2 separate regions of the Homo sapiens genome follow, and region 1 is linked to region 2. A link is a contact called in ENCODE Hi-C or POLR2A ChIA-PET data. All regions are on one chromosome and are shown on one strand. Each heading gives the region's core, a stretch centred on a gene start or an enhancer-like site at or near the end of the contact. The rest is flanking DNA. Distances are from core to core; before and after follow the strand shown.

Region 1 (5,794 bases), core at 1,436-3,935, 74 kb before region 2:
GGGCACAAACAGGATCCCTATGTAACTGAAGAGGAAACTGAATCCCGGAAATTAAACACTTGCACAAGTTCATACAGCTAGCCAGTAGTGAAGCTGGGAATCTAACCATAACCCAGTATAAAAAATATATAAAAGAGATGCATCTCTGAATTGAAGTTGGAGTAGAGAAGTCTAGTTTGTTGGTCCTGCTTTTTCTTTACTGAGCTGCTGCAGCATACTTGGGAATTCCTAAATTTCCTTAGAATGCCATTTGAGGACCACTGGTCTTCCTCGGTGGTTGTTAAATGCCACTATTACTCTTCCAGTAGTTACTTTATATAAATATTATGTTTACTGCTTGTTTCAGTTATTTTAGGAGGTTACTGTTTGGGAGGAAAGAAAAACAGACCCAAAAATGCAAGTATTCTTGCATTTTAACATTAAGCCAAAGGGAATACAACATTTATTTATTATATTATTGCCAATATGTGAATTTTGTGCCTTTATATAGATAAGGGCTAAAATGATGACATAGTTTCCTAAAAATTGTGGGTGATTTTTGTCTTGCAACAAATAGAATTTCTATTTTGGTTTTTGCTTTATTTTACAATAAATAATTATAAAAAATGTAATTGGTCTGTGATATCCAGAAATCTTTAGATTTCGGAATCACTGGTTCAATATTTAAGGTGTCTTCTTTGACCAAAAGTTTCTGTCAGAAAATGCTCTTGATGCTTTGCTTTGCTCTTCGTGGAAGCTGTCACAGAGAAAGTGGAAATATTCACCACAGTTAAGCAACGTAATGCCCTACTCCAGTCTGCATTATATTCTTTGTAAAGTGGGCCCCTATGTGGATGGATTTCCTGGTCAACTTAATACTATTTTAGTAGAAAAGTAATTCCCTTGAGGGAAAAAAGTCCTTGTGATCAAAGAGGACTGAAGATATTAGAGAAGGTGTCTTTAAGAAAATACCTTAAATGCAAATATATTGATGCTTTTCACAAAGCAAATGTTTTCAAATTCATGGCCAATTTATTCCTGAGAACACCTACTTATTTTCTCCTTGTCCTTCTAATCTTTTCTCTGTTTCGTCATATATTGTATATACACAATGTATATAATAAATATACAGTTTAAATAATAATGATAATGACAATACACATGCTCATACGTCTTATCAGTCAGTTTATGAAATAGCACGTGGGCTCTATCTTTTAAACTGTTTGTATGCCTCCCCTCCAGCTGCCATTCTTTACTGCTGCTCAGGCTACCAGCTCTCCTCTAATTCTGTTTCCATCTTCCTCTCTTTTAGGAAGGACACTCACGCAACCACAGATTCTAGAAACATTTCTTCATCTGTGGAGGTATTCAGTTGGTGGTGTTCTCTGGCCTTGGCTAAATAATACTGGTCTCTTTTGTAATTTTCAGGCAATGTAGAATTCACTATGGGGCTCTTTGTGCCCTTAGGATATTACATATGTGTTTTTAAATATATTTATCCTAGAGTTGGTTTTGATGTTGTTTTCCCTCACAGTAGAGTTTGTTTTGATGTCGTTTACCCTGACAGTTTAAAAATTACATATATATGTCAGGCGTTGCCTACTATGCGTCAGGCAGAAGAGATGAATATTTATTTGAGACACAAGGATGAACAAGACCCAATTCCCTACTCTTAAAGGGCTCAAAACCAGAAGATATATATATAATTTTATTTTGTTTCTAAAAAACACTTAGGATAATTTTTTAAATGTCCTTCCAGAAGCCCTAATGGAGGTTTGTGTCTTCATTTCATTGCAGTCAAGCCTCTCTGCTGACCTCTGTGGCTGTCCCTGTGAGTATCTACTCTAACAGGAGGCTCTCAGTGCTGTATCTCAGGATAGGGTCAAGTGGGAGTGGTGGTTGCGATAGGGTGGGGTTGCAGAAAATACTAGGAAGTGCCAGAACCTAAATTAGAACCACCCATAGGCTTACGAGGCAAACTTATTACAACTACAGATTTTTGTTATTATATTTTAAATCTACCATTTCCTGTTAGCTAATTACATGCCAGGCACAATATTATGTGCTGTATACATATTAGTTCATGCTAATCTGGAAGGAACTGTTATTGTCTCCATTCGAAATGCAGGAACCGAAACTCAAGAGATTAAGCCACTAACTCAAGGCTACTTGGAAGTGGCAAACCTAAATTTGACCCCAGGACTTTCTCTGCCCAAAACCCCTTAGTTCTTAACCATTATATTCTACAGGCTTCACAAATAATTTTAGTTTCACAGGGAGGACAAGTTAATATCTAAAGGGTGTGGCAGCAAACAGATGGTAGTTCAAGCAATTGGTGGGCCTCAGAGATGTATAAGAAACAACTGGAGCCCAGACAGGCAGCCAAAACAGAAGTAGGGTGGCCAGTGTTTTAAGAGTGTTTGCCACTGGGCTGCCATTCTAGAAGTAGTAAAGTGGAGAAGAGAGAAGCAAGGAGCACAACCTAGAGGTGCAAAGTACCAGAGGACTAGGCTCCTGGGCACATTACAGAGTCAGGGGCTCAGGCTGGGGATGCAGCAGTCACCAGGGGTTTCACGGGCAGGCAGAATAAGATTCAGAAACTGGGCACAAGGATAGAAAGAAACCCAAAGCCAGGCTTACTCTTTGATTAGTCATGCAGGGCTTGGCTGGGTGGGGCCTCAGTTGTTTTAACTTCCACACCTATTTGTGAGCATGAAATGCCTCATGTCCTAGAAAGGAGCACTTCGAGTCTGGCAACTGGGAGTGATGCACCAGTTTCCTGAACTCTCCAGAAGCATCTCACAGAACTCCAGTAACCTTTTTCCTATTTTTAAGCAGGTGCTCTTAAAAAGCTTAATTTTTTATTGACTGCTGTGTTTGGATTTAGAGTTATTTTTAAAGGAAGTTCTGAAATATTTCCAGAATGTGTCCATGTGGATGTGTTTTGTTAAGGAACATATTTATAACTCTGGATTCCATCTCCTTGATCTGCACCCTTATTGTTAATCAACATTCCAAAGTCAATACTTTAGCTTAAAATTGTTCTCTGACAGACATGAGTTACCTGTTTTACAAGGACTGGTTTATTGGATATAGTAATGTGTGGTTTGCTTAAATGTGAGGAAGAGCTAATTAAAAATGAAACAAAATGAGATTTCTTAGAATTTGTGTAGGCTTCAGTTCTAGCAACAGGTTTTGGTAATTATTTAATTGTTTTCATCTTATTTTATTTGTATATCTTTAAAAATTTATGGTAATTTTTTTCATGTTACAAATGACAAGGATTTTACGAGGTGGTTTTGCAAGAGATGAAAGCAATGTAATAAGGAATCTTGGGCTGTGGGCTGTGCAAGGTAATGGCCATTTTGATGACTCTTCCACAATCTCCAGAAAAGCATTTATTGCTCTCTATTGTTTGTATGTTTGTGGATTCTTTATAGGGAGCTTGAAGAAGCAGAGTTTGGGTTGATGCAGAATGCAAATAGATATATATTCTAATGTTGGAGCTGGATCGGGAGTGAAGACACTTGACTTCAGAGTTATCTGGGAAAAGACATCATGGTTTCCTTGCTTACTTGTTGACAGAAGCCAAATTCAATTCATTTTAATTTAACTTAGTTAATTTATAAGGTATTAATTGAACACCTATGGCATGCCAACTGCAAGCCTGCAGTATGCCAGTGGAAACAGATGGTTACAGAGCTAAAGTGAAAATAATATAAAGTATGCTAATTTAGGAGGACCAAATACATAAGAGATACTTTTTAAAGATAATGACATTAAGGCTGAAAGATGATGTGGAAATTGGTAAGATGGAAAAGTGGGAAAGAGAATTGTAGAAAGAGGGATGAGCATGTGCAAAATTTCAGAGTGCATGGGAGGTTCTGAGAGTGGTGACCAGTCTGGGGCAAAGTGTGGAATGGAGAGAGATGAGTTTGCAGAGTGAGGTGGCCGATATTGATGGGGCTGTAAGCAGTGAGACTCACTGAAGCAACCTTACCAGGGGAATGGATGATGAGGTCTATGTTTAGAAATACCACTCTGAAGGCTGTTAGAAAATGGATTGTGGGAAGTGGGTGGTAGAGAGGATAACAAGGAAGAGTGGTTGGAAAACATGAATTGGCCAACAACTCTTTATGCTGGTTTTCTACATTGCAGTCTCATGTGTTCACTCTGCTTGGAATGATGCTTCTCTCTTTTTTTTTCTTTTCTTTTTCCTTTTATTATTATTATTATTTTTGAGACAGAGTCTGACTTCGTCACCCAGACCAGAGTGCAGGGATGCAATCTCAGCTCAGTGCAGCCTTGACATCCAGCCTCAACCTCCCGGGCTCAAGTGGACTTCCCAGGCTTAATTGATTCTTCTGCCTTGGCCACCCAAGTAGCTGAAACTACAGACATATACTACCACACCAGCTAATTTTTTCTATTTTTTGTAAAGATGGCATTTCACTGTGTTGCCCAGGCTGGTCTTTATCTTCTAGGCTCCAGCAATCCTCCTGCCTTGGCCTCCCAAAGTGCTGGGATTACAGGCATGAGCCACTGTGCCTGGCTGCTTCTCATTTCTCAACCCCATGGCCAACCTCCCCCAACTCCAACTCACTGCTCTTGCCCACCATTTTCTTTTGCTGACTTCTATCCATCCTTCAGGTTTCTGCTTATAAGTTACCTTCTCAGGGAAGTCTTTCCTGATTACCCAGTCTAAGTCTAGTTTTTTCAAATATGTATATTTAAGATTGATGTATTGTTAACATAGTTCTTCCCCTCTATACTTAAAGCTCCATGAAGAAAAGACTAATGTTTATATTTATTTGCTCTCTGATTCATTTCTAGCAGCATCTGGCAGAGTGAATATTTAATAAATATTTGGTGAAAAGATGGATGAATAAATTCTAGGTTAATATTTTTAATTCCTTTAAAGAGTTTCTTTGAAGAGCACTTTTTTTCCCTCCCTAAATTCCAATCAACAAATTTTAAAGAGAGTGTTTTTAAGTAATGTTAGTGATGGTCTTGCATCATTCCGAAAGTTTAAAAAAAATGTAAAATAGAAAGAAAAGAAAAGAAACAACAAACACCATTGTACCTGAATTCTGTGGAGGTTAACATGGGTCATTCTGATAGACAGTCTTGTTCCCTAAATCTCTGATGAATTTGCAAGACCAGATCATAGCTCAAAAATGGATTGACTACATTTTCTTTTTCTCCCTCTTTATAGATAATATATAGGTAGGTTTTCATATGTTAAATTCATGGGTGACTCTGTTATAATCTAATGAAAATGTTGCTTAATTTCAATTAAATTTATTGAGCATGTTTCTATATCAGTTTTATGCAAGATGCTGTACCAAGCATAGGAAATTTCTTCACAGAATATAAACTCCAAGGTGGCGAGACCATATCTACTCTGCTCAACATTGTATTCTCCAAGGCAGAACACTGACACTGACAAAGTAGGCCTTAATAGATACTTGTGATTGAATATATGCACAAATGGATTACAAAGATTTACAAGGCATATTCTCTGGTCTTTAAGAAACTTATGATATAATAGTAGGATAAGCTAAATTTCAGGTCTCAGACCTGAGATCAAACATTCAAGAAAGAAAAGTATCAGAGACGTCAACTAATATGTGAGAAATTGCACAACTTTACCAACCATTTTTTTTTACCAGCCGCATTTTACAAACATATTCTCTGGTAGGAAACAGTTGGAGAGCAGTCCCAATCCAGAGCAATTCTCAGTGTCTTAAACCCAAGAGACATCTAGCAAAGCAGTGTTTTCTGATTCTTGTGCCTGAAGGGTCTCTCTTTATCT
Region 2 (5,820 bases), core at 1,160-3,659:
AATAGCTACATTTTTAAACATTCATTTACTGAGCATTTACTTTGTACCATGTATTTAAGGATGATCTGGAAATGCAAACATGAGGTTATAGTGTCTGCTTTACTAATCTGTAATTTATTTGCAGGTGTACTATTTTCTTATTGCTGTTGTAATGAATTGTCACAAACTTAGTGACTTAACAAAACACAAATTTATTATCTTACAATTCTGGAGGTGAGAAGTCCTAAAGTCAAGATGTCAGCAGTGATGCATTCCTCCTGGAGTTTCTAAGGAAGAATTAATTTCCTTACCTTTTCCAGCTTCTACAGGCTGTCTGAGTTCCTCGGCCCATGGCCCTTTTACTGCACCATTCTAACTTCTGCTTCCATTGTCACATCTTCTCTGACTTGGGCCCTCCTGCCTCCCTCTGATAAGAATCCTTGTGATTATATTGTTCCACCTGAATAGTCCAGTATAATTTTTCAATCTTAGGATCCTTAACTAAATTACATCTGCAAAGTCCCCTGTGCCATGCAAGTCAACATATTCACAGGTTCCAGTGATTAGGACTTGGATATTTTGGGGAGGCATTATTCCATCTATAATTAGCAGGTAACATAGGTTTTGTTTTTATACATTCATGATTTTTACTACTGAACTCTAAAGACACATATCAACCCAACATCAATCACAGAAATAGCTTTTTTCATTGGCTTATTTTTCATTATCATATTTATCATATCATTTATCATATTTGAAATCCATAAGAAAATGCATCATTTTTTCTAGGAAAAATAATAATTATACTGTATATTGCTTACAATAAAAAAATCACAATTTTCTCTGCTCTAGAGGATTTCTTTTGAATTGACAGAATAGACACGAGGTTGTGACTCCACCATGTAGAAAACAAGTCTGGTTTTTCTATTTAAGAATATACATTTTAATTATACCCAGTTTGGACTGCACTGGCTTACATTTCAGCAAAATATTTCCCATAAAAGTAAAAAATTACTCGTTTTCTTTCCTATAACTTTAAGAAAATCAGAGTTTATCTCCCAAAACCTCTTAGGTTACTCACCTGAGAAAGCCACATGTGTCAAAGTAGAGCATACCAGGAAAAATATAATCTTGTGGGGAAAGGCAGCCATTTGATCTCATATAAGACTCTTCTTTGATAAGGCCTGTGAACATGCCCAAGATTGTTTTTAGTTTCCCCCACAGCTAGCTTTTCCAATGTGAGAGAACACAATACCCTAAGGTGATACCATTCCTGTACACTTGCCCTGGTGATTTATACTGACCTGGTCTCCAGGAACTCAGGCCTGAGAGAGCCCTTTTGCTTTCAAGAGGAAGATGAAAAACATAAAAAAATGACTTTTTTTTTTCTGCCAAAAACTAGCTGACAATCACAGTTCTGGCCTGGAAGAAAAATTAGGCCCAATATTCATCAGGGCTGACTCAAAGTCTATTACCTATACATAGGTTCACCCTACAATTATCTAATTATCTCGCTGTTAATTACCTAAGCTGCTGCCTTCTTGTTAGTGAATACAGACATGTAAAGAATTCATAAGAATTCTGAGGTAACAGGTGTAAACTGAGAGCTGTCCTGTACAATCTTGGACATATAACCCTATAACATGTGATTCCCTGAGATGGACCAGTTTCTCCCACACTTAAGCCCTTTATTTCCCAGCTAAATTTCTCTTTGCCAGGTCAGTCACATGGGCTCAAATATAAAGAATGGGTTAAACATAGAATTGTTGGTCATGCTTAATAAAAATTGTGTATACCTTCCCTGATGCAAGAATCAGAAAAAAAAACAAAAAACATATGACATATGACCTTGAATTGAGTGAGATGCTAGAAATCAGAGTTTGGAGTTAGAGAGATGGCAGTTCAAATTCTTGGTTTAATGTCTCTGAGAAGTGTAGGCCTCAGAAAGTATGAACTTCATAGGATATTGAAAGAATCAACTGATATTAATATAAGTAGAGTTTAAACATATTAAATTGACAATTTGTTTAGCCCAACTTTTCTTTGCTAGGAGTGAAATATTTAGGCCCAGGGAGAAGATACCTTCCCCGTCCATTTCCTTAACTTGCTCACGCCCTACTCTATCCATTCTGTCTCCTTTCAAAATTGTAGCAGGGGCATAAAGAGAAATGAAGGAGAACCATAAATAAGTGTGACATTTTCTCTACTTTAATATGCAGAGGAAACAAAAGGAGGGTGTTAGAGGAAAAAGAGGGAAACCCACTGACAGAGAGGAAGGCTGAAGAGATCCCACCGCTGACTTGGACTAAGGAGAGAGAAGTCAAAGAGTGGTTACCTGGATGAGGTGGCTGAATATGGGCCTGCTCTTGTCACTTTGGATGTCACAACTAGCCTTGAGAAGAGCTGCTGTTCCAGGAGTCTGTCACAACTAGCCTTGAGAAGAGCTGCTGTTCCAGGAGTCTGTAGCCAAGGACGTACAGCAGTGGAGGCTGACTCATCGCATAGCTGAGTGACCAATTGCTTGGCATGAGTTTACTTTAATGGCTGTTTCTGAGTTTGATCCCTCTCCGGAACCAACCCCTCTGATGTGTCCTGTTCCAGCAGGAAGAGACAGACCTGGAGGTTCTGTACTTGTGATTTCTGGTTGTGGATCCTGAGAACAAGAAGTACTGGGATCCTAAAGTTCTGACATTTGCAAAGCAGATTAATGACCTACCACATTCCAGATCATTTGGTGATTTTGTGTGTGCGTGTGGGTGTGTGTGTGTGTGTGCCAAATTCAAGGTGGTCCCAGCCTTTCTAGTCTTCTCTAACCTTTCTTCTCAGAAGTCGCACCTGTTCTGTCTTTCTAGGATATAATTTTTTTTCTATTAGCCTGGGTAACACCCCAACCAATAAAGTTTGCAATATCCAAGCCTCCTAATTTCTCTACTTATTAGCTTATATTAAGCTTCAGCATGAGCAAGCCTAAAAACTCGCCATTATCTGGAAAAGTTCTATTTCACAGGCTTTAATCTCTCCTAGAGTAGTTAGCACTCTTTTGTGGCTTTGTGTTCCTGTACTAGCTTGAATTCCACAGTCTGACGTTAATAATTAGCTCCTTAACACGTCCATCCTCTCTTGATGTCCTGCTCTCTATTTTTCCTTCTTTCTTCCAAGTTGGGATAAATTCAGCTTCTTATTTTCCTGCTCCAGACCTTGGTTGTGGAGAAAGATAGAAAAAGTTCCATACAGGGGACTCTGTGATCCTGCTAACATCATTATTTACCTAAGCTCTTTAGACTCCAGTGAAAGCTTCTGATTTAATGTCATGTCCCTACTTTATGCCACATGTCCCATACCATTTTCTTTGTTTTATGCAATTTATTTCCACTATCTGATCCCATTCCACCCACATGACTTTGAGTGGAAAACTTCATCTCTTCATTGCTGAGTAAACAAACTTCAGGATGAACAAGCCCTGTCCACTATTTTCCCTTTTACTTTAAAATTCTGGAATTTTTATGATCTACGTTTTTTTCCTCTGTTTTTATTCTTCACTCCATATCAACTTACTTGGGGATCTACACCTTCATTCATTCTTTTCATTCTGTCGGCACCTGGCTATGGAGTTTACATTTCTCATCATATTTACTCCTCATAATAATCCTGTGAGGTATATACCACTCTGAGTCTTGTATAAGAGAAAAAGAAACTGAGATAGGGATAACTCAAAGGGATAATTCATTTGCTGGAGCTACCAACTAGCTACTAACCATGCTAGAATGGACAGAGATGACATTCATGCCAAAGACCATGTTGACTTGCTATCTCTACATTTGCTCTAAGTTTAGAAAAAAAAAATCCCTTCAATTTATCCTCCAACAGTCTTCTTAGAACCTTACCATGGATGCCTTGTATAACACATTTCACCTTTCTGGTAAAAAAAAAAAAAAAAAAAAAAAAAAAAAAGTACCCCTCTTCCTTTCATTAAATCTTGCTTTTCCCAAAGCCAGTGATTTTAATCTCTTCAAAATACTGCCTTCTAATTTATTAGAATATAGGCTCTGTTAAGGAAAAGGCCTTGCCTATATCTGTTAATAATTTTTACCTTGTAATCACAGTGAAGAGCATTGAATTTGCCACATGGTAAGTATTCAGTAAATAAATAGATATAAGGTGAAATAAAGTAGTCCACCCATCCCTTTTTTATTCGGTTGTTTACTGTGTTCTTGGATATTTTTAAAAATGTGTCTTCACAGATGTAATTTAGAGACATTGTATCTAGTCCACCAAAAAAAAAACACCTAATTTTGATGAAGGAGTCACATAAATTTTGGAAAAGTAATATTTTTATAATATAGTTCCTTTATACATGAATATGATGGGCCTTCTTTTTGACTTGCAGGGTAGTTTATCCATTTTATTTATGTACAGATATTACCTGAATGGTGGACACAAATCCAAATACAAATCTGATCTTGTTGCCCTACTCAAGTCCTCCATTGGCTCTTCATTGCTTATATTATGGTACTATTATTTATGGTAATAATACTCGGGTATGACAAAAGTAACATTTTACTTTGTGTAACTGAAATCAACTTGTTCATTTTACTTAAGGATAAAGTTACCCTTTATTTTCCCCCTGAATAGAAACACACACAATATTCCTTGCATACTTTTCATGTATGCAATGTTGCTTCCCTTCACCCTCATTATTTCTAGTGTTTTTATGCACATATATTGATTATAATGTTCAATCATTAGTAACCTTTCTTTTACAGAGAAAATGAGAAAGTAGATTGTTGTGATTTATCTGTCATATATAAGAATTTTATAGAAGATTAGCAAATTTTATAAATATGCTGTAATAGTGCAATTTTTCAATGTGGAATTGAAAAATTCCACGTTTAGTAATTAATAATATTAATATTTCTATAAAAATTAGAAGCCAAAATTATATGAGCTCAAATTTAGGTTTAGCAATGAATGTTTCAGTAGTTTCTTAGCTAGAAATGATCTACGTATTTAATAAATATCCACTGCTTAACATAACTTTCAACATTTTTTCATGTATGTATTGGCCATTTGTGTGTCTTCTTTTAAGAAATCTTTATTCAAGTCCTTTGCCCACTGTTTAGTTGGTTTATTGTTTCCTTGCTATTGATGTGTTTGAGTTCCTAGCATATTTCAAGTTTTAGTCCCTTATCAGATATATGATTTGCAAATATTTTCTCTCTTTCCATGTCACTTCACTCTGGTTTTTTTTGTTTGTTTTGTTTTGTTTTGTTTTTCTGTGCAAAGCTTTTTAGTTTGGTATTGTCCCATTTGTCTATTTTTGCTTTGGCTGCTTGTGATTTTGGGGTTATACCCAAGAAATTATTGTCCAGATCAATGTTATGGAGCTCTTTCTTCCCCCTCTGTTTTCTTCTAGTAGTTTTAGTTTTGGGTATTACATTAAAGTATTTAATGAATTTTGAGTTGACTCTTGTATAGGGGATGAGCTAAGGATCCACTTTCATTTCTGTGCATGTGAATATCCAGTTTTCCCAGCACCATTTATTGAAGATACTGTTCTTTCCCCATTGTAGATTCTTGGCACCTTTGTTGAAAATCATATATGTGTGGGTTTATTTCTGGGCTGTCTATCCTATCCATTGTTTAGTGTGTCTACTTTTATGGTCGTTCCATGCTGTTTTGATTACTATAGCTTTGTAGTATATTTTGAAATTTAATAGCATGGGTCCTCTAGCTTTGTTCTCTTTGATCAAGATTGCTTTGGCTCTTTGAGGTTTCTGTTACTCTATATGAATTTCAGAAATTTTTTTCTACTTCTGTGAAGAATGACATTGGAATGTTGAT

The links. A loop is a pair of places that touch in the nucleus more often than their neighbours do. ChIA-PET counts read pairs that join two places held with the same protein, here RNA polymerase II (POLR2A).
Region 1: a loop to region 2 is called in a map of endothelial cell of hepatic sinusoid, with 6 times the contacts of the local background. The contact joins the enhancer-like site here to the promoter of SPINK13 in region 2. A Hi-C loop is called at or near these places in 1 of 168 maps with a recorded cell type or tissue (endothelial cell of hepatic sinusoid). POLR2A ChIA-PET finds 5 or more read pairs at or near these places in 1 of 52 experiments (PC-3).

The regions. Positions count from the first base shown.
Region 1 is chr5:148,340,087-148,345,880 of GRCh38, reverse strand. The region is part of intron 2 of FBXO38-DT (FBXO38 divergent transcript); the gene reads left to right. Among named protein-coding and RNA genes, the nearest start is that of SPINK9, 7.4 kb to the right of the region's middle. Within about 2 kb of position 2,685, at least 4 of the 41 ENCODE cell types and tissues checked have a DNase peak (open chromatin) inside an H3K27ac peak, as active enhancers do; they include PC-3, where a contact is called at or near this core.
Region 2 is chr5:148,265,383-148,271,202 of GRCh38, reverse strand. SPINK13 (serine peptidase inhibitor Kazal type 13) reads right to left here and starts at 2,409. Exons shown (of 5, transcript NM_001040129.3): 1 at 2,315-2,409; 2 at 1,061-1,163. The coding sequence starts at 1,130. FBXO38-DT (FBXO38 divergent transcript) reads left to right here. Exons shown (of 5, transcript NR_105057.1): 5 at 2,199-2,896.